Regions from separate parts of the Homo sapiens genome. Here regions 1, 2 and 4 are each linked to region 3. A link is a contact called in ENCODE Hi-C data. All regions are on one chromosome and are shown on one strand. The core of a region is the stretch at or near the end of the contact, and the rest is flanking DNA. Distances in the headings are between cores, read along the strand shown. Region 1 holds the start of DCAF1 (DDB1 and CUL4 associated factor 1). Region 2 holds the start of HEMK1 (HemK methyltransferase 1, mitochondrial release factors N(5)-glutamine). Region 3 holds the start of UQCC5 (ubiquinol-cytochrome c reductase complex assembly factor 5). Region 4 holds the start of MAPKAPK3 (MAPK activated protein kinase 3).

Region 1 (6,852 bases), core at 4,238-6,737, 1.0 Mb after region 3:
CACCTAGAAACTCCCGTCTTGATGACTTTGGCTCCCAGGCCTAACTGGGTACCCCAGGCTGTATCTGGCAACATCTCCAAGAGGGATACGCCCATGGTAGAAGTATTTACTTCGGTTGGTGTGGTGGGTCTCTGACCTTTGAATTTGTTCCATTCAACAAAGCCATTCTTCTGTAGGCCCTCTCTTTTTTTAATTTAAAAAATTATTATTAATTTTATTTTTATTATTATTATTTTTTGAGACAGAATCTCACTCTGTTGCCTAGGCTGGAGTGCAGTGGTGTGATCTCGGCTCACTGCAACCTACGCCTCCTGGGTTCAAGCAATTCTCATGCCTCAGGCTCCTGAGTAGCTGGGATTACAGGCATGCACCACCACACCTGGCTAATTTTTGTAATTTTTTAGTAGAGATGGGGTTTTGTCATGCTGGCCAGGCTGGTCTCGAACTCTCGACCTCAGGTGATCCACCTGCCTTGCCCCCCTAAAGTGCTGGGATTATGGCGTGAGCTACCACGCCTGGCTGTAAGAATTATTTTTATTTTTATTATTTTTTATACTGATAGAGTCTCACTATGTTGCCCAGGTTGGTCTTGAACTCCTAGGCTCAATGATCCACCTGCCTCAGCCTCCCTAAGTGCTGGAATTACAGGTGTGAGCCACCGTGCCAGGCCCAGGCCTTCTTGAAATGAAATAACTGATAGAGTGGTAAACTCTTTCTGACCTGAGTCATCATGAGGGTCTGCCCCAGCAGTCTCCAGAGTACCTTCAAATGGGTCAGGCCAGAGATCCCTGAATCCTGTAGAATGGTCTATTCCCTGAATCCTGTAGAATGGTCTTTCTAAAAATCCAGGAGTGGCCAAAGCATGGTGGTTCACACCTGTCATCCCAGCACTTTGAGAGGCCAAGGTGGGTGGATCACTTGAGGTCAGGAGTTCGAGACCAGCCTGGCCAACATGGTGAAACCCCATCTCTACTAAAAATACAAAGATTAGCCAGGTGTTGTGGCGGGCACCTGTAATCCCACCTACTCAGGAGGCTGAGGCAGGAGAATTACTTGAACCCAGGATGCAGAGGTTGCAGTGAGACGAGATTGCTTCACTGCACTCCAGCCTGGGGACAGAGTGAGGCTCCATCTCAAAATAAATAAATAAATAAAAGTTCAGGGGTTGCCAGGCGCGGTGGCTCACGCCTGTAATCCCAGCATTTTGGGAGGCAGAGGCGGGCGGATCACGGGGTCAGGAGATCGAGACCATCCTGGTTAACACAGTGAAACCCCGTCTTTACTAAAAATATAAAAAATTAGCCAGGCGTGGTGGCGGGCGCCTGTAGTCCCAGCTACTCAGGATGCTGAGGAAGGAGAATGGCCTGAACCAGGAGGCGGAGCTTGCGGTGAGCTGAGATTGTGCCACTGCACTCCAGCCTGGGCGACAGAGCCAGACTCCATCTCAAAAAAAAAAAAAAAAAAATGTTCAGGGGCTTCTGAGAGCTTGGAGCCAAGGCCAATACAGACTCTCTCCCCAATGTTGACTCCACTCTTCCTCCTGGAAGGATTTCCAACCCCAGGAACCTGAGGCAAAAGAGGCTAGGTATGCTTGCTTTTTTATCTCCTCTTTATCTGTGCCCACTGATCGATGTGGGCACTTAAGTTGTTGACTTTGTGGAATTTGTTTCTTTCTCTGTAAAGTGAGAGTAGTGGATGTGGATGTAATCAGACATAATTACACACCCTTTGGGAAATGATGTGGCGTTCCCTCTCCTCATTTTCTGGGGGTGGGGTACAGGGGCCACCAGGCAGGAGTAGGGTACCCAGTGAATGATTGGGATTTCCTCTTTGTCCAGGCTGGTGTTCCCAAAGCCTGGTAGCCTTAAGCCTCTAATTGGTGGCTCCTGCGACACTGCTGGACACTTGCAGTAGCAGTCTTGTCTAGCCAACAGGAGAGCAGGGGTGGATATGGGACAGCTGACCTCACTTCCCAGCCCCAGGGAAGGGAATTGCTGGAGGAAGCGCAGGAGTTGTGGGGTGGCACCAGGGTGAGGATGGGCTTGTGGGAGCACCTGGGTAAGCCTAGAAGGAGGTGCTGGGAGTGAAAAGCTCATAGAAGGATGGGAGCGGGAGAAGGAGGAGAATGAAGGAGAAGCTTGAAGCCTAGAGGACTTGGTGCTGTCCATCTTCCTACCCAGGGAGTGGGTGTGCTTGGAGGTGGGAGTAGGTAGAGCATGCTAATCTGTAGGCCTTGGTCCTGGGGCCAGGGCTGGGCTCTTCTTACCTTTTCTCTGCTGCTGGGCAGCCCCCAAAGCACTCCTCACTCTTTCAGATGGGGCTTCCTCTTTCTTGGGCACACCATGGAGCAGGGGGTGGAACAGGCAGAGCAAGGTGAGACGGAGTCCAGAGATGTCCTACCAAAGAGGTCAATAAATCTCCTCCCAATGGTGCAGGACCCATGTGCCACAACCAAGCCAGGTGTGTGGGCCTGGATTGTCTGTAGCTTTGTGTGTGCATATGCTTAGATGTGAAAGTATTTGTTGTGAGGACTGGGTGCCTAATGCACAGTGTGCATGCTTGTATATCTGGCACATGTGGGTATCTGTGAAATATGCCACCAAGCACACTTGGAATGCGTGTGCAGTTGGGAAAGCCTGGGTGCTCCCTCTTCTTTTTCCCAGAAGTGGGAAGGAGGTGTTTGAAGGTGTCTGCAGGTGTGTGGCTATGTGCATGTTGGGGAGGGGGAGGTGTTGGCAGGGGTAGAGGAGGCTGCAGGAGTTAAGAGTGCAGATTCCTGAGGGCGTGGCTGCTGGAGAGGCCTTGTTTGTCTCCTCCCCTGCTTCCCCTGCCTCCTAGGCCCTGGCTTCTCCAAAGCCCCTTCTTAATGCTTCTTGCTCCCATCACCAACCCAGGGCCCCAGGCTGGGTTTGTTTTTTAAAAAAATTAAAAAAAAATTTTTTTTTGAGACAGAGTCTCTCTCTGTCACCCAGGCTGGAGTGCAGTGGCACAATGACAGCTCACTGTAGCCTCAACCTCCCAAGCTCAAGCAATCCTCCCACCTCAGCCTCATAAATAGCTGGGACTACAGGCATGCACCACCACGTCCGGCAAATTTTTAAGATATTTTGTAGAGACAGTGGAGCAAGGGTGAGGGTGGGGGTGTCTCTCTATGTTGCCCAGGTTGGTCTTGAACTCCTGGGATCAAGAGATTCTCAGCCCCTCAAAGTGCTGGGATTACAGGCATGAGCCACAGTGCTCTGACCAGGTTGGGTTTCTGAAATGAAGCAGTGCCATCTGGTGGCAGACTGAGGCAGTGCCAGGAGCGCGTGAGCTAAGCCTTGAGCTCCCCTAAGGGCTCTGCCTCTTAGGACCCCAGCCAGCGGAGAAGTCACCACTGGGCCGGCTAGACCATAGTCAGAGGGGAGATATCCAAGGCTTAAATGTCCCATCCTCATACATTTTAGGTTCATGGCCCAGGGAGGCATGGCAGGAAAGTCACCTGAAGGAGTGCTGGAGGAATGGCATGTGGGTTCCATTCCTTGTTCTACCTCTCTGGGTCCAGATTTCTCATCTGTAAAGGTGATTAACCATATCTTCCCTGTGTGTGTGGCAGGGTAGTGAGGGTTAAATGAGAGAGTGTGGCTGGAACACTTGGCTCAGGGCCCAGCATGCTCTGAAGTTGAAAGAAATGGTACTGGCCATTACTGACAGAGGTAGAGTTCCAGAAGCACAGAGAAGGGACCTGTGTGTTGTGGCAGGAGAAAGAAGTGAAGAAAGGTGACATGTCTGTGGCGCTCCCAGCACATATTAGAGAATCTCTGCTTGGAGCAGTAGCTCCAAGTTACACATTTAAGAGAAGGAGGATGGTCCCTTTTCTGGAAAGAGGGAAATGGGATCTAGTGGGGAATGAAACCAAGGGACCCAGGATTCAGGATCCTTACTAGCTGTCGAGCCTGAGCATAGCAGCAGGCTTGCTGTGTCTTGTATTCATGTGACAGTATTGCCGTGAAGACTCATGGAGATGCACGGAGACTTGCTCAGCATTCCCGGAGAGATAATGAGCTGCATAAGGCCTTGAACGCTGGGTAGGATCTTGTCAGGTCGAGATTCTGCTCAACTGTGGGTCATGTTTATCTTCTATGCCCCACAAGAGGGACTGCTGGTCAGAGTAAGGAGTCCTCTGGTTCTGCTGTTAATTGGTTGTGTGATGCTGGGCAAGTCGCTCACTCCCTCTGGGCCTCATTTTTCCCAACAACATGAAGAAATTGAATTAAGTGACCTGTGAGGTCAGTCCTGCCTTAATCTATGAGCTTTTGATTTTTCACTTCTCTGCCTCACGTATAATAACCTGGCAATAAGTATCTATTGATTCTTACAGGCTAGGTCTTGAACAAAAAGACAGAGGCTGGGTGCAGTGGCTCATGCCTGTAATCCCAACACTTCGGGGGGCCGAGGCAGGAGAATCGTTTGAGCCTAGAAATTCAAGACCAACCTGGACAACACAGTGGGACTTCGTCTCTACAAAAATTTTTAAAAATTAGCCGGGTGTGGTGGTGCACACCTGTAGCCCCGGCTACTTGGGAGGCTGAGGTGAGAAGATAGCTTGAGCCCAGGAGGTTGATTGAGGCTGTAGTGAGCTGTGATCGCGCCACTGCACTCCAGCGTGGATGACAGAGCGAGACCCTGTCAAAAAAAAAAAAAAAAAAAGACAGAGAAAAAAGAGGCTGGGAGAACTCAGCCCAGGAGTTCGAGAACAGCCTGGCCAACACGGCAAAACCATGTCTCTACCAAACACGCACATACAAAACAGAAACAAAAATTGGCTGGGTGTGGTGGCATGCGCCTGTAGTCTCAGCTGGAGGCTGAGGTGGGAGGACTGTTTGAGCCCGGGAGGCGGAGGTCATAGTGAGCTGAGATCGTCACTGCACTCCAGCCTGGGCAACAGAGCGAGACTCTGTCTCAAAAAAACAAAACAAAACAAACAAAAAACAACCAGTGCCTTCTGATTTAATGAGTGCTGTGATTTCTGATATGTTTATGAGAAATATTTTCTTAGATCACGGTATGTTCTAGGTAAGATAAGGCAAATGGCCAAATAAAACAGAGGCTCTTTGCGCACACAGGTCAGAACAAGACACTGAAAAAGTATCAGGCGATTACAGTACTGTCTTAGAAGGATTGGCTCCCTCACTTTTCACTTCCGCCTTCCGAAGCAGCCAATGAGTACTCAGCAGTTCGCATTTATCCAAAAAAACTACAAATCCAGAAGTCAATGCGCCAGGCGAAGAGCTCATGCGTCAATTGGGACTGGTGGGCCCGCCCCTAGACGCGGAACTTCATTTCCCAGGCGTCCCCGGGGCTCTTCGATTTTTTTTTTTTTTTTTTTTTTTTTTTTTTTTTTTTCCCCGATCGTGCAGGCGTTCTCTTCCCGCCCCTTGCTCGCGGTCCTCGCGCCAAGTAGGCGCGAGCGCGCGCGCGCGGTGCACGTAGCGCGCGAGTGACGCATAATATGTGGGCCGCTGTGGAGCCGTGGTCGCGCTGTGTGTGTGTGTGAGTGGAGAGTGAGTGCGGGACCTGAGGCTGTGTGTGTGTGAACTGTGGCCACTGGCGGGGTCGGGGGGGGGCAGCGGCGGAGCCGCCTCGGACGGTGAGTGGGAAATGGAGGGAGGCGACTCTACGGGAGGGGCGCGAGGAAGCAGGTCGCGCGGCTGGCCGGGCGGCAGAGTGGGCGCCGGGCTTGGGGGAGGGGCGGCACCTGCTTGGGCCGCCGGCGAGGAGGGGGCGGGCCGGTCTGCCGGGAGGCTGGGCCCGGGGCCTGACAGGACTTTTCCTCCTCCTGATTCTTGTCCTGGGGGCGGGGCCTCCACGTTCTTCCTCCACTCCCCACGAGAAGCTTCCCGAGAGTAACTCTTCCGCCCGGAGTGGGGGGGCGGGGTGTGTCCGCCCCTACCTGGAGGAGGGGCGCATTTCATTTCCCTTGTTTTCTTTTTCCTTCCAATCCTCCTAGTCTCTGTTCCGTACGGGCTTGCGGGGCTCCATCTTCCGTACTATACGGCGGGCCCCTTCCCGGACTGTGTCTCCGCCTCCAGCTCCAGTCACCTGGGCGGGCTCTCCCGTCTCTCGGCCTCGTGCCACCTCTCCCTGCACCCGCCTGCCTCTTGGACCGTGCGACGGGGGCGGAGCTTTCCGGGCGCTCCTCCCATCCCCATGAAAGAGGGAAGGGTTGGAAAGAGAGGTGTGCGGGTCCCGCAGCCTGGAGTCAAACCTCAGAGTGCCCGCGAAGCTTCCCTGGAGTCTATTTCCGGGGGTTATAGTAGTTTTCAACTGGGGTGTCAGAAGCGTTTGCTTAACAACTTCACTTCTTAGACGGTTTTCTGTCTGGTTTCCTCTTACTGCGGTGGCAGCGCTCTGGTTTTCCATTTGTTGAGGAAATAGTTTTGGAGTGTTTGTATTTAGCTATTTTTGAGTCACAAATGACTCGTCCTTGGCCATGTCATGTTGGTCTTGGTTTTTCCTTACCCTGTTTTTTTGATGAAGCCTTTTAATTAGTTTACATGTCTTAATTTTTTATATTAGTAGCATCTTCCTGTTCAAAATGCATCGTTAATGTACAGAATGAGAGGTTAATTGGTAATATCATCCTGCATTTTCTTTTTCCAGCTTACTGGAGTTTACCTTTAATGTTTATGTAAATGTGTATATTTAGATTTTAGGATCTATTTAGTATTTTTCTTAATGATGTGACCATTTGGGTTTTCTATATAACATTTATTCATTACCCATTTTTGAGTGGGTATATATTTTTGGATGTTAAAGAGATAATAGAGAATTTGGGGAATGTAGGGAAATCATTTTGTACTTAGTATCTCT
Region 2 (6,904 bases), core at 4,039-6,538, 2.0 Mb after region 3:
CAGTTCCAGCAGGAGAGAGTGTGTATTCACTAGCTCTCACCAGCCCTGTGCCAGGCACTACTGGAGACCACTAAGGTACTTGTGGCAAGCTTAGCCTGCAAGGTTGGGCCAGGTACAGAGTGAGCAGTATAGGGCTGTGGCTGAGAGCCTGTGGTCTCAGTGGTGAGGCCACAAGCTGAGAGGTTGGTAGGGTGACCAGTTGTTGTCAGGTGTGTAAGCCTCTCTTGGTTTCCTGGTCATAGACAGACCTACTCTGGCTGGAGAATGACCCCTCAGCCAGCCACACTGGCCAGCCACCTCACAGAGATACTCAAAGACCTCAAAGACACACACCACGTATGTGGATGGCCACCTTGGGGAGGGTAAGAAGCTAAGAAACTGAGCCCCTGCCACCACTAGTGGCCTCTTGTTTGCCATAACACTCCAGAGCACCGGAAACTCATCTTGGTTGTAGAGCCACCTGGGGCAGGGGTAGATAACAGCCCAAGGAGTCCAGAAACTTTCTCTTCTCCTCCTAGTGAAGAGCCTCCCTCAGCCTAACGCTGGTGGCTCTTTCGGCAAGACTAAAAGCCATGCTGGTCACAGGCTCAGGGCACCCCCTCCAGGTGAATATGGTAAGAATCCAAGAACAGGGTGGGGCACAGACGCATGCGGGAAAGAGGTGAGGGGCAGGCAGTTGTTGGCTCTGCCTAGAACTGCTGCCCCAACATGGACTCCATACCCCATCAAGAGGCTGGCCCAAGGCCTGGGCAGAACCTAAGTGCCCATGAGTACCCTCTATTAGGATGGCATCCCTGGTGGGGCAGACCCAGGGAGGTGGCATTGCCTCCTTCAAGCCAATCACAGACAAAACACTGAGCCTCCCACAACCTGTACAGCCTCACAGCAGGCTGGGTGAGAATGGTTCACACCCCCAGCCCTGAGTTTCCTACTGTATTCACTGCCAGGCCAGGGGCTGAACCACCTTCTCACCCTTAGGGAAAATGCAACTCACTGGGCACATGCCTCCTGCAAGTTTGCACTTCAGACTCCCCTTTCATCAGAAACCATCCCCTGCACCCATTCTCACTACTCCCTGCCACAGGCCACGTCCTCTTGAGTTCTTGGTAAGGCATCCCCCGATGTGGCTTTACATTGGGGTGAACCTGGTGAGTTCTCAGAAATGTCTGCACAGCAAGATGAGCACCTGGCCTCCCAATCGCAGCATCTCCCCTCACCCCACCCCTTGCAGTAGAGCTGCTCTCTTGGCCCAGACCCATCCAAGAATCAGGGGGCCACATGGGAGCCAAAGTCCACACTTGATACTCAGAACCCTGGCACATATGGCTGGTGCCAGGTCAGCTCTGAAGGAACTCAAAAGTCACCATGCCCTGACCCTGGGAAGCCGGAGACAGCAAATGATCTCTTCGCCAGAGATCACGTGTTTTCAGGAGCCACAGGTAAGCCTCCCAAAGTCTGCAGGTGGCAGGCCACACCCTGCTCTGGGTCTCCATACTGTGTCCTAGGTCATGCCAATCCCAGATGGGGCAGCCCCATGTGAGGGATGGGGCTCTGAGCTGGGAGTCAGGAAGTCCACGTGCTGCCCCCATGCTCCCTTCCTTGACAGCCCTGTGACTTCAGCAAGGCCTCAGATTCCCTACTGTCCCTGCCCTGACACTGGGCAGTGAAGCAAGGACCTGGCCTCCCAACCACATGATATGGAGAGGAGAGGGGTCAGAGAGTTTCTTGGCTAGGGGACAGAAGCTGAGAAAGTGAAAGAAGGGTTTGGGGCCCCCTGGCCACAGCAGGGGAATGGGAACTAACCTTTCCCAGAAATGTTTGTGTGCCTAGGTCTTTCTAGAAACACTCCTTCTCAGAACCTGGCGCCCTCTGGCTTGCCCACCAGCTCTCACCCAGCTCTACTCCCTGGTCTGCGCCCTCTGGCTCCCAGCTCTGTCATCTACAAGGTCAGAGGGGAGTCCAAGAAGGGCCATATAAAGCGTCTCTTCCAGGACCAGGGTGCCTTACCAAGGGATAACACACTTGCGCCACACATCCCTAGTCCTAGTAATTTGAGGGACAACACAGGTGATTACCAGACCAGTCAGTAGACCTAAGAGGGCCACCAGATTCTCTGGGCTGGAGGGCTAACCCTCTCATCATCTGGGCCCAGAGATGGCAGGAGGGCAGTGACCTGCCCAAGGTTGCACAGCTGATACCAGGTCTCCAGGTGTCCGGCTGGAGCCCTCTCCACTTCCTCCATGCCTCCTGAGAAGCTGCTGGAAGACATTTGTTCCCTGTGGGTTGGGTGAGCCATGGGATGGCTCCCAGAGAAATGGCAGAACAGGCTAAGTACTTGGGCAGCACTATTTGAGGCACTCTGGGCCATTGCCAGACCTAGAGGCTGGGTTGATAGCTTGGAACATAACAGTCAAGGGGACCAACAGGAATCCTCTGTCCTCTGGGCTCTGCCAACACAGTCAGAGAGGAAATACATGTCTAGAAAGGCACTGTCCCTGAAGTCATGGGGCCCCAGTGCCCCCTGGAGGAAGCCTGGGGTAAGACTGGTGCCCTGAACTCCACCATCATCCTGATCCTGCCTTGCCCTGGTGGCACACCTACCTCTGTTTCTGGCCGAGGAATAAACACTGGGGGCACCATCCTTAGGCTGAGCCCCTGGAAGTCCCACTCTCCAAGGATGTACTGCACCGGCATCCTGCAGAGGGGGCAGCTGGGTGGTCATCAGGGACAGAGCTAGGACCAACAGGACCATGCCTGGGTTGAGATACCACTTGTGGCCAAAGGTATCAGGCAAGACCATGTCTCCAGGGCCTTGGGACTCCTGAGGCAAAACCCTCCCTCCCTCCCTTCTTCCTATTCAGTACCCCGGCCCCACTCTTGCCACTCCTGCACCCCAACACCTCCCTAGTCCTTGGACATTCTCCTCCTCCCTGAACTTGGTGGGGATAGGGGAGGCTGGACTGCTGCTCCCTGAACACATCCTTCAGGTCTGATCCATGGGTGCTCACCTCTGCAATCGACGGCTACTCAGCTCCCGGATACACTGTAGTTGCTGAGAGGTCAAGGGCTGGGTCCAAAGTGCCGGCCTCAGGCTCTGAAACTGTCCCCACAGAGAATATAAGTGGCTGGCTCACTGGGCCCAAGGCCCCCAACCCAGGTGTCTTATGTGGATAATGCCTGCCCAGCACTGGTCTGGAGGCCCAACCCTCTCATCATCTGGGCCCAGAGGGGGCAGCATCCTGCCTAAGGTTACACAGCTAACACCAGGCTTCCAGGTGTCTATCCCAGAACACTTAGGCAGAGATATATTCATTCATCCAACAAACTGTTACAGTGTGTGCCAGGCGCTAAGACGTTCCTTCAGAAAAATCCCATCAGTCTCAGCTAAGCACTCTTAGTGAACAGAAAACCTGGATATCCCTTCCCCAAGTCCTCCCTCCTCCCTCTTCCTGTCCTCTTGACAACACTAAACTTAACTGTTTTGGCTCCAAGGACATGAGCCACGATGTACTCACTGGATTCCCGGGCCTCAGGGATACCCCTCTTCTCAAAGACCCCAGTCCAGTGGCTGACCAGTTCTATGGCACTGGATAACCCAGCCAGAGGTGGTTGGGGTTGCCATGAGCTGAAGGCCCAGCCCCGGGTACTTCCCCTCCTCCCTGGGCCAGACAGGAGGGCCCACAGCATTCGGCCCCAAAGCTCCATGTCTCAGGGAAAGGTTCTCCAGAGTGCTTCCAGGTTCCCAAGTCTGCTTTATGATGTCAGCTGCTGAGGTGAGTGCTGAGAGTGGCCCCTGGACCCAGCTGGGTGGAGATGGAGAGGTCACAAGCTCTGGTGCCCCAAAATGGCTCTGGTCCTCAGATATAGTTGGTTGCCACCCTGGGAGTGAGAGGAACCAGGAAAGCAGGTGAGCCTTGTATGACACCCCCCCTTCTACCAATACATTGCCTGAGAATAGTTGTGCTCTTGCTCTGACACCCCCTTGACTCCATTTAGAGCCTTACCCACCTATTTGATCATTCTTGTCTTGGCCACTTACGTTTTCTTCACATTTTTAGCTGGAGTGGGCTGAGCCCATAGCTCAGTCTCTGCTAATAAACGGGTTGGTGGTAGGTTAGGGCACATATGTGGGGACAGGACAGATCTGTGTCTAACCTAGCGTGTGTGATCTTGAGCAAGTCATTATTTCTGATTTTCACTTTCTTAATCCATAAGATGGGGGAAAATCACACCAAACCCATGGCAAGCAATGCATTAGTCTATGAATATCCAAGGCCTGGGAGGCAGCTCAACACACAGCAGGGACCAGATGTTACATGATCTTAACTGATGTTACAAGAGGCAGATGATTGCCTTTAATTGGGAGCTTTGAATCTGACATTGTGTGTGTACTGTCATGGATGTACATGCTGAAAATTTCCTCCTAATTTAACCTATAATCCGGGACATCAGCGTAAACCACCAACTAAAAAATTTACAATTGTATATTTAAAGAGGTCACAAGCAAGTTTAACTGAAGGTTTAAAATCAGCGGTCCCCTTTGCTTCCAGATAAAAGTCCAAACTAGCGTTTATTAAGCACCTGCTAAGTGCCACATCTTCAGATACAAGTAGGGTCAGAGAAGGGAAGCGACTTGCCCAGCGTCACTCAGGTAGAAACTGTCCCAGGCAAGCTGGGCACGGTGGCTCACGCCTGTAATCCCAGCACTCTGGGAGGCCGAGGTGGGCGGATCACGAGGTCAGGAGTTCGAGACCAGCCTGGCCAGCATGGTGAAACCCTGTCTCTACTAAAAATACAAAAAATTGGCCGGGCATACTGACGCGCACCTGTAGTCCCAGCTACTTGGGAGGCTGAGGCAGGAGAACTGCTTGAACCCAGTTCAAGCAGGCGGAAGTTGCAGCGAGCCGCGGTCATGCCACTGCACTCCAGCCTGGGTGCCAGAGAGAGACTCCGTCTCAAAAAAAAGAAAAAAAAGACTGTCCCAGGCAAGACACGAACCCGAGTCCACCAGACTCCAGAAGCGGCTCTTGCACCAGTGCGCCGTCCCAGGAGCCAAGGCCCGAAGTCAGAAGTGTAAACTCCCTCACAGCTACGCACCGCATTGTTAACGACCCAGATGAGGCCCCCTCTCTCCAACCCTGTTTCCCCATCTGCACTATGGAGAATGGTACCGGCCAGGTCTCCAGGCGGTTGCAGTCGAAACACCCCGTTCCGATCCCCACCTCCCATGCATACCTGCCTGAAAGGCTGCCCCACCCACCCACCAGCCGGAGAAGCTGCCCCGAACTGGACGCCCGGACGTGCGTGGCCCGTCGCGCGCTCCCTCGGACGCCCCGCTTCCGGGGTCGGCGCCTTTAAGAAAAGGCTCGGGCGGACGCCGTAGCCCAGCTTCAGTGTTCCTATCGCTGGTGGGTTCCTCCCAGGAGACCCCTGCGGATGGGTGGGGAGGCTGTGAATTCCACTCCCTCTACGCTCGCAGGCCTGCATACAGGAAAGTGCGGGGATGTGTGTGGGGTTGACCCTTGGGGGCCCGGACCTGCCGGTCTTCCTTAAAATCACAGCAGGGATTTGGCTCCAGCCCAAGGGGATTGCTCCGAGCTGGCGTTTAGGAACCAGGCCGGGAGGTGTGTGGGCGGAGCCCAGTAGCCTGCCGGAAAGGGGGCGTGTCACCAGAGGGCCCGGGTGTTCCGGCGGGGACCAGATGTCCGGGGGCGTGGTCTATCTTAGCCTGGGGGCCGGGTGGAGCTGTGCATGGGCGGGTTCCAGTGTTGAAGGCTGGTCCAACTTTGGGGTCCAGTCCCAGTGTCGTGACCCTACCGAGGTCAGTGGCCCGAGCCCACCAGGGGGTCGGCCGACTGGCGGCCAGACCCCAGGGGCCGCTCTTTTACCGATTCGAATCTTGACTCTATTGGCAACTCCTCCAGGTGTTGGGACCTCTGGACCTCAGTTGCGCCTTCTATAAAATACTCGGCAGCGTCTCGCAAAGTGTGTCTTGTCAACATCTCCCCACCAGAAAGTACTGTTAACTAGAACACTGTTAACTACTTTTTTTTTCTTTTTTTCTTTTTTTTTTTTTTTTTTTTTGAGACGGAGTTTTGCTCTTGTTGCGCAGGCTGAAGTACAATGGCGCGATCTCTGCTCACTGCAACCTCGGCCTCCGGGTTCAAGCCATTCTCCTGCCTCAGCCTCCCAAGTAGCTGGGATTACAGGCGTGAGCCAACACGACCGGCTAATTCTGTATTTTTAATAGAGACAGGGTTTCACCATGTTGGTCAGGCTGGTCTCGAACTCCTGACTTCAGGTGATCCATCGCCTCGGCCTCTCAAAGTGCTGGGATTACAGGAGTGAGCCACCACGCCCGGCCTTAAACTGCTATTAAACATGCTGTTTCCCTGCCTCCTTCCCAGACCGGGAGACACAGGGGCGTTTGCATTTGTACCAGGCTACCCGGTGACTCCCATAAACTACTTTGAAAACCGGCGGATCAGGAGTATCTGAGGGCTCCTTCCCTGAGCTGATCATGCCGTGGATGGAAGCTATTGTGAGGGTATATGTAGACTTGCCTGGGTCGGGGTGCCCAATAATAAATCCACCCCACTCTCAACTTCTGTAGACGAAGATTCCCCATCTTCGTCTAGAACCCTCACACCAGAGGACCCGTCTGAGTAGAAAGCCAAGGTTCAGGAAGGGAAAAGCAGTTTCTTCAAGGTCACAAAGTCAGCCAGAGTTCAGTGCAGGCCCAAGGACTCCCAGTCCAGTGCTCTCCCCAAGTCTCCTCTGTACATCCATCCGCGTTTTGGGGGCTTGAGTCTGTCCTGGCACGGGTAGCTGGCAGGGGTCCCGAGTTCTGGCCCGGAAGGGCCTGGCCACCCACTGTCCTCCGCCCAACTTCGGCGCAGGCCAC
Region 3 (7,253 bases), core at 58-2,557:
TGCTCCTACCACTGCCATGGAGATGCTTTCAATTCCACACACCTTCCCCTCATCTGACTGACACCTACTCAGTCTTCAGGTCCTACTTTACTTGGTAGCTGCTTCCGGAAGCCTTCCCTGCACCATCTAGTCCAGTTGAGGCGCCCACCCGAGAGTCCTATGTTCCTCCCACTTCCTTCTCACAGCACTGATCACTTTGTATGCTAATTGTCTTTATCATCTTCTTTCCCATTAGAGCTCTTCTGGGGTAAGGGACACCTCTGCCTTGTTCATTATAGCCCCTCAAGAATGCTCATTAAGTATCAATGAATGGATGAACAGAAGGACTAAGGATCTTTAGGAATCACTAATGTAACAATTCTTTAAAATGTGGGTTGGCAAGTCACAAGTGATAGCGTTTCAGGAGAGGGGCAAAGCAGAAAGGGCCGAGGGGTTGGGGAAGTCCTCCTGAAAGGAACTGGCCTGTCCAGAGTTAATGCTCAGTAATGCAGTGCCAGGCGTTACCACTATCTTTACAGTGCTGATCATCTGGACCCAGACCAAAGACCTGGTGCCAATGACTGTCCTGTAAAGGTAGTGGTAATTAGCAAAGCCAGGCAGATCAGCTCCCTCCAGAGTTTGGACAGAAGAATCCAAAGAGAAATGGCTAGTTAGCAGGAGTTTCCCTGACCCCTCATATCCACCCCCTTCTACGATTGTTGTGAGCAAGTCTGTTCCTTAAGCCCAAACGATGTCACCGGCAGGGGTGAAGGGCAGGCATGAGAGGGCTGGAAGAAGCACGTGATCTCGCCTGTAAGTGCAGGGAAGGTCACAAGGCTGGACGCCAATGTGCCCGGCCTACAGGAGAGCCAGGCCGCCCTGACTGCCAAGCGAATGGAACTGCACTCGCCCAGCGCTCTGAGTGGAATGCGCGGTCTGCAATCTGAGAATACTCCCCAGAAAAACGGATCCCTACCGCCTCGTGCCTTCCTGAAAGGAAACAGAGACTGCTACCCCCTCACTTACAGAAGGTCTCCTGGCCCACGCGCACTTTAATCATGATCCACTCCATCGTTCCTCCCAGGACAAAAAAGAAGGGCAGGAACCGGTAGATGCCAAATCGCTGCTTCCCGGGCACCCGCTGCAGAATCCGTCTCACCTGGGCCCTGGTGAACATGCTCGACCGAGGTCGTGGAGAGGGATATGACGGAACTAAGCACTGGATCGCCCGGACGCAGCCGAGACCGCCCCGCCCGTTCTCGCCGTGTACCGCGACCTGGGAGACTAGCGAGCGCCGTCCTCCGCCACTGTCTGGTAGGCGCACGAGTGCCGGAACTGGGCGCCGACCTTCTAAAGCGAGGCGGATCCGCCAATCAGACTGCAGCGGGGGCGTGCAGCTCCGCCAATCAGAGCACGGCAGGGCGCGCGTGCTCCCTGAAGCCGAGCAGGGCCTCGAAGGAGCTGGCGCAGGCGCCTCAGCTCTGGAGGTGGGACGGCCCAAAAGGGAAGGACAGCCCACGTGGCGCCGGCCCGGCCCCGCCCCCTGCCTCCCCAGTGCAGGTCTGAGCTCGCAGTTGGCAGCCGCGCCCCCTACTCTGCCACCGCCATTTTTATTCCTAATACCCAGATAGAAGTGATGACCCTCTCTGATGGACTATGTACAGCACCACATTCCAAAATGCAATTATGCAATGCCTTGCGTTTATTTCGGAGACGTGATTGGTGCCTAGACTTCTAAAGTAACAGAATTTGATATGGAGTGTTGAAAGCTGAACTTTATCAATTATCACAGCAAAAATCTAAGTAAGCGCCCCGTGAGAACCCTAAAATTAATAAAAGCTATCTTGTATGGGGCACTTACAGTTCCACAGGCACTTGTAGGCGCTTTATTCACAATAATCGCAGAAGAGCAGTATAAAGAGCATGCACTCTGTTACCAAACCACATCCCTGCTCTACAGGTGCTCCCTTAGCCCATCTGTGCCTCAATTCCCTAAGCCGTAAAACGGAGGCCTTGTTCTGACGCTGTGATAATTTAGTGCGGTAATAGGAATGATGCACTGAACACAACCCTGGAGCATAGTAACTGATTAATATTAGTTAGAATATTCATTATGATGATAATGATTGGCAGAGCCCTCGCTCTTCACATGTATTCCCAAACATGGTTTTTGTTTGTTTCTTGAGACAGGACCTCGCTCTGTCATCCAGGCTGAAGTGCAGTGGCGCAATCTCGGCTCACTGCAACCCCCTCCTCCCCGGCTCAAGCCATCCTCCCACCACTACAGGCGTGCACCACCACGCCCGGCTAATTTTTTAATTTTTTGTAGAGATGGGGGTCCCACTATATTGGCCAGGCTAGTCTCAAACTCCTGGGCTCAAGAGATCCTCCTGCCTTGGCCTCCCAAAGTGCTGTGATTACAGGCGTGAGCCACCGCGCCGAGTCTGAACGTGTATTGTTTATATGTAGTCTCTTAACTGACAGTTTAAGAGACTATGCCAGGTAGAAGCAGGGCTCTGACTTAAGAGACTTCACTTGTAATTGCGTCTTCTCATGCTGCTGTGCTTGCTGAAGATAACTGAAAGGGGCTGTCACCCCATTACCTAGGACTAAAGTAAAAACTGCAGGAACAGCTTTGAGAAAGGAGACAACTATTAGACAATCTAAGGAAGGTAAATGAAAGCTTAGAACCAATGAGACGATTTGGTGATATGGACACAAAATATACAAAAGCAGACTGGAGAGAGCAAGCAGGGCCCCAGAAAGGGTCATAGGGCCCGCAGTGAGCAGCCTGAGCTGCCGCCTGTACAACCGGCTTTGGAGGGCCAGCCCGGAAGCCTCTTTCTCCTCCGGGTAGACTCCGCCCAAGCATGCACACACACAGGCTTGATGCTCGCTCCCGTTTCTACAGGAGGTTTTGACGGCTGGATGCTGCAGGGCATCCCCTCGCCTGGAGGAGGTTCACTTGTGGCCAGGTTCCCAGCACACCCACTTGCTCACTGGGGCCCTGGGGACACCGCCACACTCGAGCCCATCCTACGGCCTCAATCCTTACCAGTCCCCAGGCCATGGACTGCCACACTGTAGGTCTTCAATCAAGGTTCAGTGGAGTTTCGAATGTACACACACCCTGAAAGACAGCGCGGCCACCTCAGAAAACAACGCGCGCCCAGCTGGCTCCCCTCCGACAGGGCCCACGGCTACTGGGTCGGCCTCCTCCGGACCCTGAGCACAGCCTGGTATGCGTGCGGGCTCGGAATACGGATCTGAGCAGAAGAAATGCGAGTGGAGAGCGGTTCTGCGCAGGAAAGAGGAATTTTGTTGGAAAGCCTGTCGACGTTGCTAGAAAAGACCACAGCATCTCACGAGGGGCGTGCGCCGGGAAACCGGGAGTTGACGGGTCAGTGCGGCCAGTTGCCGAGGTCCGAACCAAGCGGGCGCAGTGACCGTGGCCCACAACCCTGCAGCGCACGGCCCAGTCACCTGGTTAGCGGACGTCGGCTGCCCTGCAGGCCCCTCGGCCTCCCCCAGCGTGGGCCTGGCACCGGGAAGCGCGGGAAGGGCTCTTTATTTGTTAGACCAGTGAGTGGACTGGCCCGGGCTCTGGTCAGTGGGCAGTCAGTCCGAGCCCAGAGACCGGGGACCAGGACCCCGGGAAAGGAGAGCACCAGGACTAGGGGGAGGAGCGGAGGATCTGGGGTCAGAAGCATCCAGAGGCGCAGGGTAGGGCGGGCGGACCCGGGAGCGGAGAGGGCGGCAGAGGACCCGGGGGCCCGGGGGGTACCCGTCGCGCTCCGGCTGTCTCCTCTCGGCGCCTCGGCCGTCCGGAGCCTCTCAGGGACGGCCGCTCTTAGGCCCGCTGACTTCCAGGGCTGGGGCCAGGGAAAGGCGCCGCCATCGCCGGCGTGACGGCCGAAGGGGGGCGCAGAGTCCTCCCGGACCGCGCCGGAGACTGGCTGGGGGAGGGGGCTGGGGAGCCCTCCCCGCCCCGCCCCGCCCCGCCGGGTCCGGGGCCTCCCGCCCCCCGGGCCGAGGGGCGCGCCCATTGGCAGGCCGGGCTCCGCGCGCCGCACCCATTGGCCGGCCGCCGTGAGGAGCACGAGGCCACCGTGGCGGGCGCGCAGTCGGAGGGCGGCGGGCGGCGGGCGGCGGGCTGGCCGAGGGCAGCGCGGGCGGCGGGCGGCGCGCGGTGGGCATGGCGGGTGCGGGGCTGCGGGCGGCCGCTCGGCGCTGGCTGCTGTGCGGAGGCCACGGCGGGCCGCGAGCCGCCTCGTCCTCGCCCTCCTGCCCTGGGTGCGGCCCCCCGGGTCCCGGCGCCCACTGCCCCGGCGTCCCGCGCTCCGCGCCCGCCCAGGCACCCACCAGCGGCGCCGACCTCAGCGCGCACCTATGGGCTCGCTACCAGGACATGCGGAGACTGGTGCACGGTGGGTGAGCCGGGGCGGGACGTGCGCCGGGGTGTCTTCCGCGTGGACTGATGGACGGACCGAGCCCCAGGGTGCCGCTCCTCCGGGGAAACACCCAGTGGGGCTCGCCAGGGCCCCGGAGCGCAAGGGCCGGGCGGCTTTTCGCGAGAAGCTCCGGCCGTTCATCCCGGGGGCCTCTGGGGCGCCCCGACGCCCGGGGGCGGGCGGGAGGTTTGTTCCCCGGCTCGGTCTGCAGGAGCTCGGGGCTCCTCGAGCGGCTGCCGGAGTGCTGGGCCCCCGCCGACTTCCTTCGGGGTCCCGCCTGCCGTGAAGCCGCGGTGGAAACGCCCCCAACCCCTTGTTCTCGGCCAACCCTTAGTTGGGGCGGGAGAGTGCTGTGGACAAAGCCAGCGAGCGGCGCCGGGCGGAACGGGCTCCTAGGGACGGCCGGACCAAAGGGGACACCGGTTGGACTTCCCAGACACACCTCGATGTCGCCCTGGAGGTCCGGCCCCCTCTCAGCCCGGGCAGCGAAGGCTGGGAGAAGCCAAGTCACCCCCGCCCCCTGGAGCCCAGACTAGGGCTGCAAAGGGCACTTAACCTCCCTGTCCCTGCTCTCTCCCTCTGAGAAATGGCGTGAGGAGGCTGAGGCCCCTTCTTGGAGGGGGCCGGCTGGGGCGCACTAGTGAGGCCCCAGAGCTGAGAGTGCTGGACATCTGCCTGCTTGTCTCCGTGGGTCTAGTGGGGCCCTGCTTCTGCAGCAGACAGATATGGTTTGGGTCGTGACCCTATCACTGACCAGTTGGGTGGTCCCCCAGCAAGTCTCACCCTCTCTCAAGCATGAAACGCAGTCCTGGGGCCTCTCTGTCCCAGGGTTGGGTGATGACTGGAACCAGGCCAAGCAGGGCAGGAGAGCTTCCGGAGGAACCCCCAGGGGTGACGTGGCTTTTGTTGTCTGATAAAACAAAGTAGCCCTGTCTGGAAGATTCTAACTGGCTAGACAGGGGTTTTCACTCCGGCTTTGTGGGGTGGCGGAGAATCACTTCTTGACCAGTAAAGGCAGGATGGTAAAGGCCCCTGAGGAATGGTCATTTTGAAGCCTTGGGCATCTGTCCACCCTCGAGGTCCCAGGTTGAGTTTGTGTCTGTGGAGGGGCGGCCCAGCGTTATTTAAGAAGTCTTTGCTCTGGGCCCGGAGAAGACCCTCAGAGTATCCTGAGAAGCCTGCCTTGGAGGTTTCAGGGAGGACTACGGGGATCTACTGGACATTGTCCTCCTGGGCCTGCCTGCATCTTTGGAGCCTCACAGCCCTCTAAGCTCCTCTTGTCATACAAGGAGCAAAGTCATTCCCACCAAGATCCCATGGTGAGCACCAGCAGGAGCCAGCTTCACACCTCTGGGCGCCGAGGTCCGCTTTGGGCTAATGCCCACGGGCTGAGAGCAGTGCAACAGGTCCCTCAGTCCCCCAGCCCCCACCCACCTGGCCTCAGTGTGGTGACATTGGGAGGCTAGGCTGAGAGGCAGAGTGATTAATGCAGGTGGGGTGACTTGAATGGTGATCTCAACCCCGGTGCCTGTTACTGGGTGGTTTGGAGCAAGTGACTTCACCTCCCTGAGCCCCAGTTTCTTCCTCCGGACGATGGGGGAATAAGTGGGACTGCCTCACAGGATGGGAGTGAGGATTGAACAAGACAAGCCTCTAAGGCATCCACAAGTGTCACGGCTGCTAGGGAGCAGTTGGCCCTGGGACCTGGCACCATGGGCAGGTGTGGGAGCTAGGGCTGAGGAGAAAGGAGGGCAATTGCTGGACATGCTGAGTGGGACACACCCTCAGCTGCCCCACCCCCACCCCCCACCCACACCACCTATGGAAGGGAACAGGCTTCTGTCGCCCCAGAGCCAAGGTTCTTCTAGTCTAGAAATCAGGCCAGGCCACCAGGCCCTGTGGCTGTTTCCACATCCTGCTTTGTTCCTGGGAGGACTGTCTGCCCCTGGGCCCCTGGGAACATCCTTAGGGGCAGAGGTGAAGGCCTGGACCTAACCAGGACTCTGTGCCAGCAAGGGGCTGCACTGCCGAGCAGACCCTCCCAGGTCTTCTGCACCAAGAGTCACAGTCACAGTTGGTATCCGGGAACTCAGGGCCATGGGAAGGGCAAGGCCCAGGGTCCTAGTGACACACCAGAACCCTGGGCCTTGAGGGGTGGCTCAGAAGCAGCTCCCTAGAGCGTTGCAGTCAACTGTCTCACTTGCATCCAAGTGAAGACTCCTGTCTACACCCACAGATCTTCGGAGCAGCCGCTCTGTGCTGGCCTGGGGAACCAGCCACACCTGATCCCCCACCCACACCCTGAACTTGGCTCCAAAGGAAAGGGGTGGGAATGGAGCCCTGTGTCCCCAGAGTGCCTCTGAGGCAAGTGCTCTGGGCACGGAGCACATCAGCGAGATGTCTGCCTCTTGAGTGCAGCAGCTGCCAGGCACACTGTGGGGCTTCCCTGGCCCTCTGGCCTGGCAGCTCCTGCTTTGTCATCGGCACTGGGGTTGTGGCTGAGACAGGGATCCCCTGGAGTCTTAGAGCTGGGGCCCCTGCAAGGCAGGGGTACTAGATGTACCCTGTACATCTAGTCCTGCCTGCTCCCTTCTCCCTGCAGCCCCTGCTTCTGGAGGGACACTGGGAAATTGGGGACAGGATGCTCATAGGCTCAGGAAACATATCACCCATTTAATCCTGCATATGTGCAGGTGCAGAGTGAGATTGCTGCACAGAGCAGCACCTTCCATATGACAGTCTTAGTAATTCTGTAGGTTGGTACAATTTTTTTTTTCTTTTTAAAAATGTTTTCACAGAGACAGGGTATCGCTATATGGCTTA
Region 4 (7,577 bases), core at 1,913-4,412, 1.9 Mb after region 3:
GATGCAAGGAGAGGACTGTGATCCATCATGAGCTGGCTAAGCTCCCTGGGCCCAGGCCTGCCCATGTACTGAGGTCCCCAGGTCCTGGTCTTCCTGGGCAATGGGCAGAAGCTATAAGTGGGGAGATGTCACCTTCCTCCTCGTGGCCACAGCTACCACTCACAAGACAGGTAAAATAACTGTACCAGAGGTTGTGCTTAGCCCAATATTGGGAGATAGTAAATGCCTGCTTAGCTGGGTAAGGACTTCTAGGCTTGGTCACTAGTGATACTAAGAACAGGAAGGTCCTGGAGTGGGAGCCACATCTAATCCATGTCCCCTTTGAGGGCCAATTTAGGGCCAGATCCTGAAGGTCCCAAGCTAGTAGCCTTAGCCATGCTCACCCATAAAGGGGTACAGAGGGAAATCCACTCCAGGCCTGACCCAATTCCCAGTCCAGAACAAGGAGAGCACTGATGAGGTGCTGTGGAAGTTCTTGCAGTCAGAAGTTACCCCAAGTCACTCATCAGACATAGCATCTATGGGGAAGGGGTTAAGTCCAGTCTTACTTAAAGCTGGCACTGTGTGGGCCTACAAATTCTGGTCTCCCACCCCATCCCTGACTCACCCACAGCATCTGGACACCACAGGGGCTGGTCAGAGCTCAGTCTTGGCCCACAGGGTCAAAGCCTTGGTATTAAGAAGTGGGTCTCTGGCCTCAATCCCTCACCCACCCAGCCTGCCCTCAATCCTAGCACAGGTGGAAGGTTAAATAGTGCCCAGAGGGGGATGAAAACTCTCATTCCTCATCCTCTTACCCCCGTCTGCCCTCAGAAGAGCCACTTTTTCCCTAAAAGACTCAGAGAATCCCATTCCTGATACTCTGAAAAGCTCCCCGACCCCATTCGACTGCTGGGTTAGTGGGCAAAGAAGCTATACCTGGGGCCCAGCCCCACCAGCCCAACCCTGATCCTCTCCTAGACCCACCCGCATGTTCCCCTCCAAGGTACTCCGGGGAGACAACCTCCTCTGTTGGCCCTAGTGGTCCTGGGAAAGACACAGAGAGCTGGGTCCAGCTCCCTGCTCAGATGCTTTAAGACCTTGTGCCTTAAATAAGTCCTGTAACCTCTCCAGACCTGTATCAGGTCCTGTACCAAGTGCTTTAAATGTATAATCTCATTTCATGTTCACAACAACTCCTTATCTTTCCCCATGAATAGATGCAGAAACCTGGCTTCCAGAGTCTAGGATATCATCCAAGGTCATGAAACTGGCAAACACAGGATAGCTATTAGCCATATCTAGAGGACTCTGCACTTGGACTCATAATTAAAACTTGTGTAAAGGCCGGGCACGGTGGCTCACGCCTGTAATCCCAGCACTTTGGGAGGCCAAGGCAGGCAGATCACGAGGTCAAGAGATCGAGACCATCCTGGCCAACATGGTGAAACCCTGTCTCTACTAAAAATACAAAAAATTAGCTGGGCGTGGTGGCGCACGCCTGTAGTCCCAGCTACTCAGGAGGCTGAGGCAGTAAAATCGCTTGAACCTGGGAGGTGGAGGTTGCAGTGAGCTGAGATTGTGCCACTGCACTCCAGCCTGGCGACAGAGTGAGACTCTGCCTCAAAAAAAAAAAATCTTTTGTAAAATGAGAAGGGCCTTTGCTGTACTTCTAGCCTCCAGGAGCCACTATCCCTGCCATGCTCTACCCATCCATTGGCACAAGCTACAAATGAGTAAAGACCCCAGAGATGACAGATTCAAGGGATTCTGGGTATGGGGTGTGGCCCTAGGCCCAGAACTGTATGCCTTAAGCTGGAACCAGGTACCCGCCCCCAGCATCCCCCTGACCCCCACCATGCCACCTATATCAGCATGCCAGGTCTCCAGGGAGCCTATAGTCTGAGGTGGCTAGATGGCTGGCCCGCCCTCTGCCCAGGAACCAGGGGTGGGTTGGCCCAGGGCCTGTCCCTTTCAACACGGGACCAGCGACTCGTCAGGAGTCTATCAGCAGCCTCCTGAGGCTCCACAGGTGCAGTGGGCATCAGCCTTGTCCTCTGGCCAGCCCTGGGAGGCTCACACCACTCCAGCCCAGACAGGCAGGGGCCACAGGGAAGAAGCAGTCCCACCCAAGCCTTGGTGGGGTCTCAGCTTCCAGCAAAGGGAAACAGATCCATTCCAGTCAGAGGAGCTTCACATGGAAGGGGCAGCCAAGCTGAACAAGAGATCCCCTTTGGGCCTGAACACATGGGTCCAGCCAGAATCCCAGAGTCAGGAGTCACCCCTTCCCTGCTTCCGGATACAGCATCTCTAGCCATAGTGACTCCACCCCTTGCTCACTGGGACACTCAAAGCTTAGCTAGGCTACGCCTCAGTTTCCCCATCTGTGAAGTAGGGAGGACCACAAGCCTGACCTTACAGGACAGTATGACGATGAAACATGTTGCTGAGCATAGGAAGCTTAGCAGGGGCGCTAGACATAGCTTCACTCACAGGCTTCCGCTGTGGACCCTCCAGGATACCCCAGGCCTCAGTGAGGGCTCACTGACCTTCAGGGCACACTTCTGTCCAGTGCGCCGATGGAAGCACTCCAGCACTTTGCCGTTCACACCCAGGCCCAGCACCTGCTTGGACAACTGGTAGTCGTCGGTCACTGCGTACTTCTTGGGCTCCCGCCGCCCCCCCGGAGCACCGCCCAAGCCGGGTCCGCCGGGTGCAACTGGCGGGGGCACAGGGCCCCCCTGCTCCTCTGCTGTTTCACCATCCATGGCCCCCGCGGGGCGCTCAGAGGCGGCCCCAGCCTGGCGCTTCTAGTGGCACCTGGGGGAAAGGGGAAGAGTGAGTCCCGCCCAGACTTTTCCAACACACCCCAGCCTTGGAGCCTCTGAACTGGGCTGGGCTGCGAGCCCGGGGCAAGCTGGGAGTGCGGGACGAACGGCCTGAGAGTACAGACGTGCAGCAAGGGGCGGTGGTCGCGCGGCGGGGTACAAGCGAGCACCGCCCGGGCACGTGTCAAGAAGGGAAGGGGCCGGGCGCCTAATGGCCGCGAGGTCCCCGGAGGAGGCCGCAGAGGGGGCCCAGCGAGGGCGTACCTGGCGGCAACGCACCTTGCTGAGGTACCGGCGAGGGGCAGGAGAGGCGGTCGCGGGAGCTGGCGGCCGCAGAAATCCCAGGGCCGAGAGTCGCGCTGCCGGCGCCCACGTGACCTCCCCCCCCTCCCCACCCCCCCCTCCCCCACTCCCCCACTCCACCCCCCGCTCCCTGCGCGTCATCCCAACTTGGGGCCCCGCTAGGTCAGCCTTAAAGGGCCAGGCGGGCCCCGGCTGGGTCCCGCCCCCGAGCCGGAACAAAATAGGAGGCGTGGCTTCCCGAGGGGGCGGTTACTTCCTCGGTTTCCAGGGACACCCAGGGAGGCCCCTGTACTGGCAGTCCGCTACTGTGCGGGTCCCGGGTTTTACTCGCAACCTAGAACGTGACAGCGCAGGACGTCTTATTTCTCTTGAAAGCTCTCCTTGAGTCGGGTGTTTGCTCTGCACGCTGCCAGGTGGCCCTCCAGTATGGCTTGCTAGGCTTCCGACTTGCCTAGTGTTGGCCAACCCTCAGCGTACTCAACTTTTTAAACATGCCGAGGGAGGTGGCATCTTGTCGTTGTTGAATTCGCCACTCTTTAGTCTCTGGTGGCTCTGGGAGTCTCCAGCACTGGCGACTGCCCCCTTTTTGCAGCTCCCGCTTATGCCCTTGACTCGCTGCTTCCCTTTGGTATATACAGCATCCTGGGGACCAGAAATCCCGAGTTGCCATTTGATCAGATCCGCCAACATTTCACCTTATGGTTTGGGCTTTTGGCGTCGTGTTTAAAAAGTCTCTGTCTCCCATCCGAGTGACAGATATTCTCCATTAGCTTTCTAGTTTTGCCTTGCACATATAAGTCTCTGTTAAGCCCATCTTAGACTACCTTACGTATTTTGAGCCAGTTTTCCCAACACCGGCTGTTAAGCAACTCTCATTTCACAGATGAGGAAACTGGGACCCCTGGGGAGAAAACAACTTGTCTAGAGCCATAGGGAGGGTGGCTGTGGCTGTCTTCTGGGACAGATCTGAACTACTTGCGCACATCACATCACTCCCCCAATCCGGAAGCTGAGGGACCTGAGCGAGCTGGCTCACTTGGAACTGGGAAGGTGCGGCTCAGCGCAGGGGCTCTGCATGGGCCTCTGCTGTCATCTACAGGCCATCTACAGGACTGCAGGTACCAGGACCTCGGTTCCACTCAGAGGCGTCTTCCAGCCATCCTACTCTTGGCTCCGGAATTTAGGCCCAGTGAGCGCCTCCCCCTCAGCCCCTCTGGTTAACACACGCACACTCACGGACCCCTGGGCTGCATGTGCAGGCTCATCAGAGAAGTAGCTCTTGGAAAGATGATCTTCTGTCAATGAATGAGTGAATGAGTGACTGAAAGGGTGCTACAACTTATTAGTGGGTACCCACTGTGTGCAGATGTTGAGTGGAGATGGGGTTGGGGCTCTGCCCCTATTTCTTTCAGGCAACCTTCAAGCTAGCAGTGTTCAGTGAAGCAGGAGGCTCCAGACAATAGCCTCAGCTGGCCATAGTGAACACTTCTTGCAGACCAGATGCTGGGAATGTGCTCTCCCTGCAACCCCCTGACCTTACAGAGCCTAGAGGAGGTCACACTATCCCTTCTGCCCCACACTACAGACACACAGGACAGAAAAGCCCAGAGAGGTTAAGTGACCTGTCTGAGGTCAGCAGCTGTCATGACAGAGCCCCCATTCCAACTCCAAAGCACAACCTCAGGGCTGGGCTCTTATCCTCAAACCATGGCCTCCTCTCCTAGTCCTTTCTGGCTCCTCACACAGCCACATGTGCAAACATACTCTCACACATGTACACATGCAGTCACACCTTTACACATGTGCACACACATGCATATAACACGTATAAACACACATGCATATAACACACATGCACACAGATACACATGCACATGTGCACACACACATGCATTTATGCCCAGCTGGACCCAGGATTGATGTCCCTGAGCCCAACCTGAGAATCTGATTCAAGATCTCAGAGCCTCTTTGAAAGCCCTATGATCTGGAATCTTCTACTGCTGGGGGGAGCCAAAGAAGGCTCTCTGCTCTCTGAAGGCAACTAGTTTGAGCCTGGTGAACCTGAGGCTGAGCAAGATGTCATTCTGGTGAGCAGAAGGCTAGGCAGCTGAGGGTGGAGGCTGGCTCCTTGCCCCAGCCAAAGGCATCCCACTGAATGTTCTGTGAAGATGTCTTCTTTCTTTAAAATGGAATTAGATTATAATTGCTCTACAAATTTTATAATTGTATTTTTTAAGCTGGTCTCTTTTATTAAAATTTTAAGTTGCATAAGTAAAACTTCCTCATTGTAATTAATTCAAATTATACAGAAGTATGAAAAGTAAGGCAAAGGTGCTGCTTCTCCCCTCCCAGTCCCTATAACCAGTGTCCATGCTTCCACAGGCACACGCATTCCCCACATGGGTCCATCGGAGAGATGCCTTGAAACTACTCACTTAGCCCAGGAAAGTCAGAATATGTGGTTTCCCTTAGTGCTCATGTTCCAGCAACCACCTGCAGCATCCCCTCCACAATGATGGGAGGATTTGGCATGCAGGATGGCTAGGTCTGGTCAGGAGTGGGTTCATGATGGCAGACTCTGCCACACAGCCCTTCATGTAGCTGTGTGTCCAAGGGGACAGAGACTTTGGAATAGCTTAAAGTGAGGGGGGCTAAATCCTACACACACACACACACACACACACACACACACACACACACACTCTGTCCTTACTGGAGAGGGGAGGCTGTACATGGTGAGAGGATGGAGGCCAAATGAGCGAGACTTTTGGGAAGGCACTGCTGTGTATTCTTGTGATTCATCTTGTGATTGTTCTGGGTAGGGAGTGGCAGGGGAATCTTGCAGTAAGTTCAATCCCTGGGGTGCAGGAGAGGGATTATCCTAGAAGAGAAGAATCTATGGAAATTTGGCTAGTGAGGGCATGAGAGGGGGCACCGCTAGGTGGCAGTGTGGGCCCAGCAATCAGAGCCAGGGTTTCTAGGGAGCAGCCAGGGCAGGAGAATTAAGTACTAAGTTGGCCAGAGGGACCCAACTTAGTACTTGGGGCAGAACAGGGGCACATCACTGTTCCCAGCATGCAGGTGAGGTGCACAGTGCTGTCATATTCACACACACACAAAAATAGTTGGAAGGCCAAAACCCTTGGAACCCTTTGGTTTACACATAGACTGCATAATCACTGACCTGTAGGAGATACTTTCAAAGGGACACCCATGGTGCTCTGACATGGACAGGCCTGGGGGCAGAGAAGCTTCACTGAGGACCTTAAAGCTGGATGTCTAGGAGTCGGCAGATCACCAGCACCCATAGAGGAAGTAGGAGGAAGTGTGTAGGCTCCTGGCTTAAACCATTACTTGCCAGCTGGGAGATCTAAGTTATATTGTAACCTCTCCATGCCTCAGTTTTCTCACCTGTAAAGAGGAGATAATATGTGGTAGTTGTGACAATGACATGAGGCTGCAAATTGCTGAGAGTGCTTGACACATAGTAAGTGTTCAGTTGAATAGTCATGGTGAGGGGGAAGAAGTATAGTTTTGGTAGAGAGCTTGGGATTTGGCCCCATAAGAGACCCAAGTTCAAAATTGTAACTCTGTTGCCTGGCAGCGGCAAAGTCCTTTTGTCTTCATAGTAATGAGACAGTGGACAGTTCCTACTGGCAAGTCAGTGGTCCACACAGGGGCCGCATATCAGGCTATCCAGGTATCCCAGCCCTCAAAGTGGGTTATAAGGTATCCATCCCCCCTACCCCCATTCCAAGAAAGTGGCTTCTGGCCAACTCAGGAGGGGGCTGGCAGAGTTGCACTCATGAAGCCCGGCTTCCCTTCAGGAAAGCTACAGAGAAGTGACTGCCCTGAAATCTGAAACTTAACGTTTTTTCCCCAGTTTCACAGGGTTTTGCTTTCAGGTTTCTTTTGCCCTCTGCCATTCTGGGCAGAGCAAACTGAGCCCTGTCTTCCCTGGATGCTATCGTTCAGGCCCTTCAACAAGGCCAGGGGTCTGTCATCCCTGCCCAGGATCTCAGAGCTAGACTCCTTTCTGGGGACCCTGGGGGCACACACTGGGAGGGGGATGGGGGTGGGGAGTGGACCCTGCAACCTCTCCAAATCCCACAGTTCTTCTGGCCCAAGGGTTTGGAGGAGATTCACAGACCCTACAGTCCTTCAAGATGCTCCATAGTGAATCCAGTGAACTGAAAAAAGGTGGAGAGGGTCCTGGTAGGAGCGTGGGCTTCTGATTCAGAGCTGGGACCAAGCTCTTACCCTGCCATTTCCTAGCATTTGTTCCCTGGGGCTGTCTTCTGTCCGCATAACGGGAGCAACACCAGTTGTAGAGGATCAAATGCAGCAAGTACTCCCTGTAGATAAGAGCGAGTGTTACTACTCTGCCCCCGCCATCCCGCCCCAACCTCTATCACCCTACTCCCAGATTATCTCCCTATGTTTTGAGTTGCAGGACTCTCTCTCAGC

Evidence for each region. A loop is a pair of places that touch in the nucleus more often than their neighbours do. Pooled maps may share reads with other maps.
Region 1: a map of CD4-positive, alpha-beta memory T cell shows a loop between it and region 3 (27-fold over the local background). The contact joins the promoter of DCAF1 here to the promoter of UQCC5 in region 3. A Hi-C loop is called at or near these places in 2 of 168 maps with a recorded cell type or tissue (CD4-positive, alpha-beta memory T cell and naive thymus-derived CD4-positive, alpha-beta T cell), 1 of 37 single-sample maps with no recorded cell type and 14 of 50 pooled maps.
Region 2: a loop to region 3 is called in a map of CD4-positive, alpha-beta T cell, with 5 times the contacts of the local background. The contact joins the promoter of HEMK1 here to the promoter of UQCC5 in region 3. A Hi-C loop is called at or near these places in 1 of 168 maps with a recorded cell type or tissue (CD4-positive, alpha-beta T cell), 1 of 37 single-sample maps with no recorded cell type and 4 of 50 pooled maps.
Region 4: a pooled map shows a loop between it and region 3 (9-fold over the local background). The contact joins the promoter of MAPKAPK3 here to the promoter of UQCC5 in region 3. A Hi-C loop is called at or near these places in 2 of 37 single-sample maps with no recorded cell type and 9 of 50 pooled maps.

Annotation. Positions count from the first base shown.
Region 1 is chr3:51,498,650-51,505,501 of GRCh38, reverse strand. DCAF1 (DDB1 and CUL4 associated factor 1) reads left to right here and starts at 5,487. Exons shown (of 25, transcript NM_001387579.1): 1 at 5,487-5,629. RefSeq lists silencers at 3,246-3,345, 5,598-5,827 and an enhancer at 5,938-6,037.
Region 2 is chr3:50,567,906-50,574,809 of GRCh38, reverse strand. HEMK1 (HemK methyltransferase 1, mitochondrial release factors N(5)-glutamine) reads right to left here and starts at 5,288. Exons shown (of 11, transcript NM_016173.5): 1 at 5,236-5,288; 2 at 3,478-3,879; 3 at 3,009-3,100; 4 at 2,602-2,695. The coding sequence starts at 3,705. It also overlaps a transcript of C3orf18 not described here. RefSeq lists an enhancer at 5,364-5,483.
Region 3 is chr3:52,530,659-52,537,911 of GRCh38, reverse strand. It overlaps UQCC5 (ubiquinol-cytochrome c reductase complex assembly factor 5), which reads right to left and starts at 1,307. Exons shown (of 2, transcript NM_001124767.2): 1 at 1,006-1,307. The coding sequence starts at 1,156. It overlaps NT5DC2 (5'-nucleotidase domain containing 2), which reads left to right and starts at 4,055. Exons shown (of 14, transcript NM_001134231.2): 1 at 4,055-4,406. The coding sequence starts at 4,175. RefSeq lists enhancers at 455-988, 4,816-4,945 and silencers at 1,322-1,621, 3,656-4,155, 4,216-4,565, 4,596-4,685.
Region 4 is chr3:50,612,736-50,620,312 of GRCh38, reverse strand. It overlaps MAPKAPK3 (MAPK activated protein kinase 3), which reads right to left and starts at 3,162. Exons shown (of 11, transcript NM_001243925.2): 1 at 3,072-3,162; 2 at 2,529-2,799. The coding sequence starts at 2,747. RefSeq lists enhancers at 1,536-2,488, 2,489-3,442, 4,310-4,399 and silencers at 2,709-2,858, 3,109-3,158, 3,169-3,218.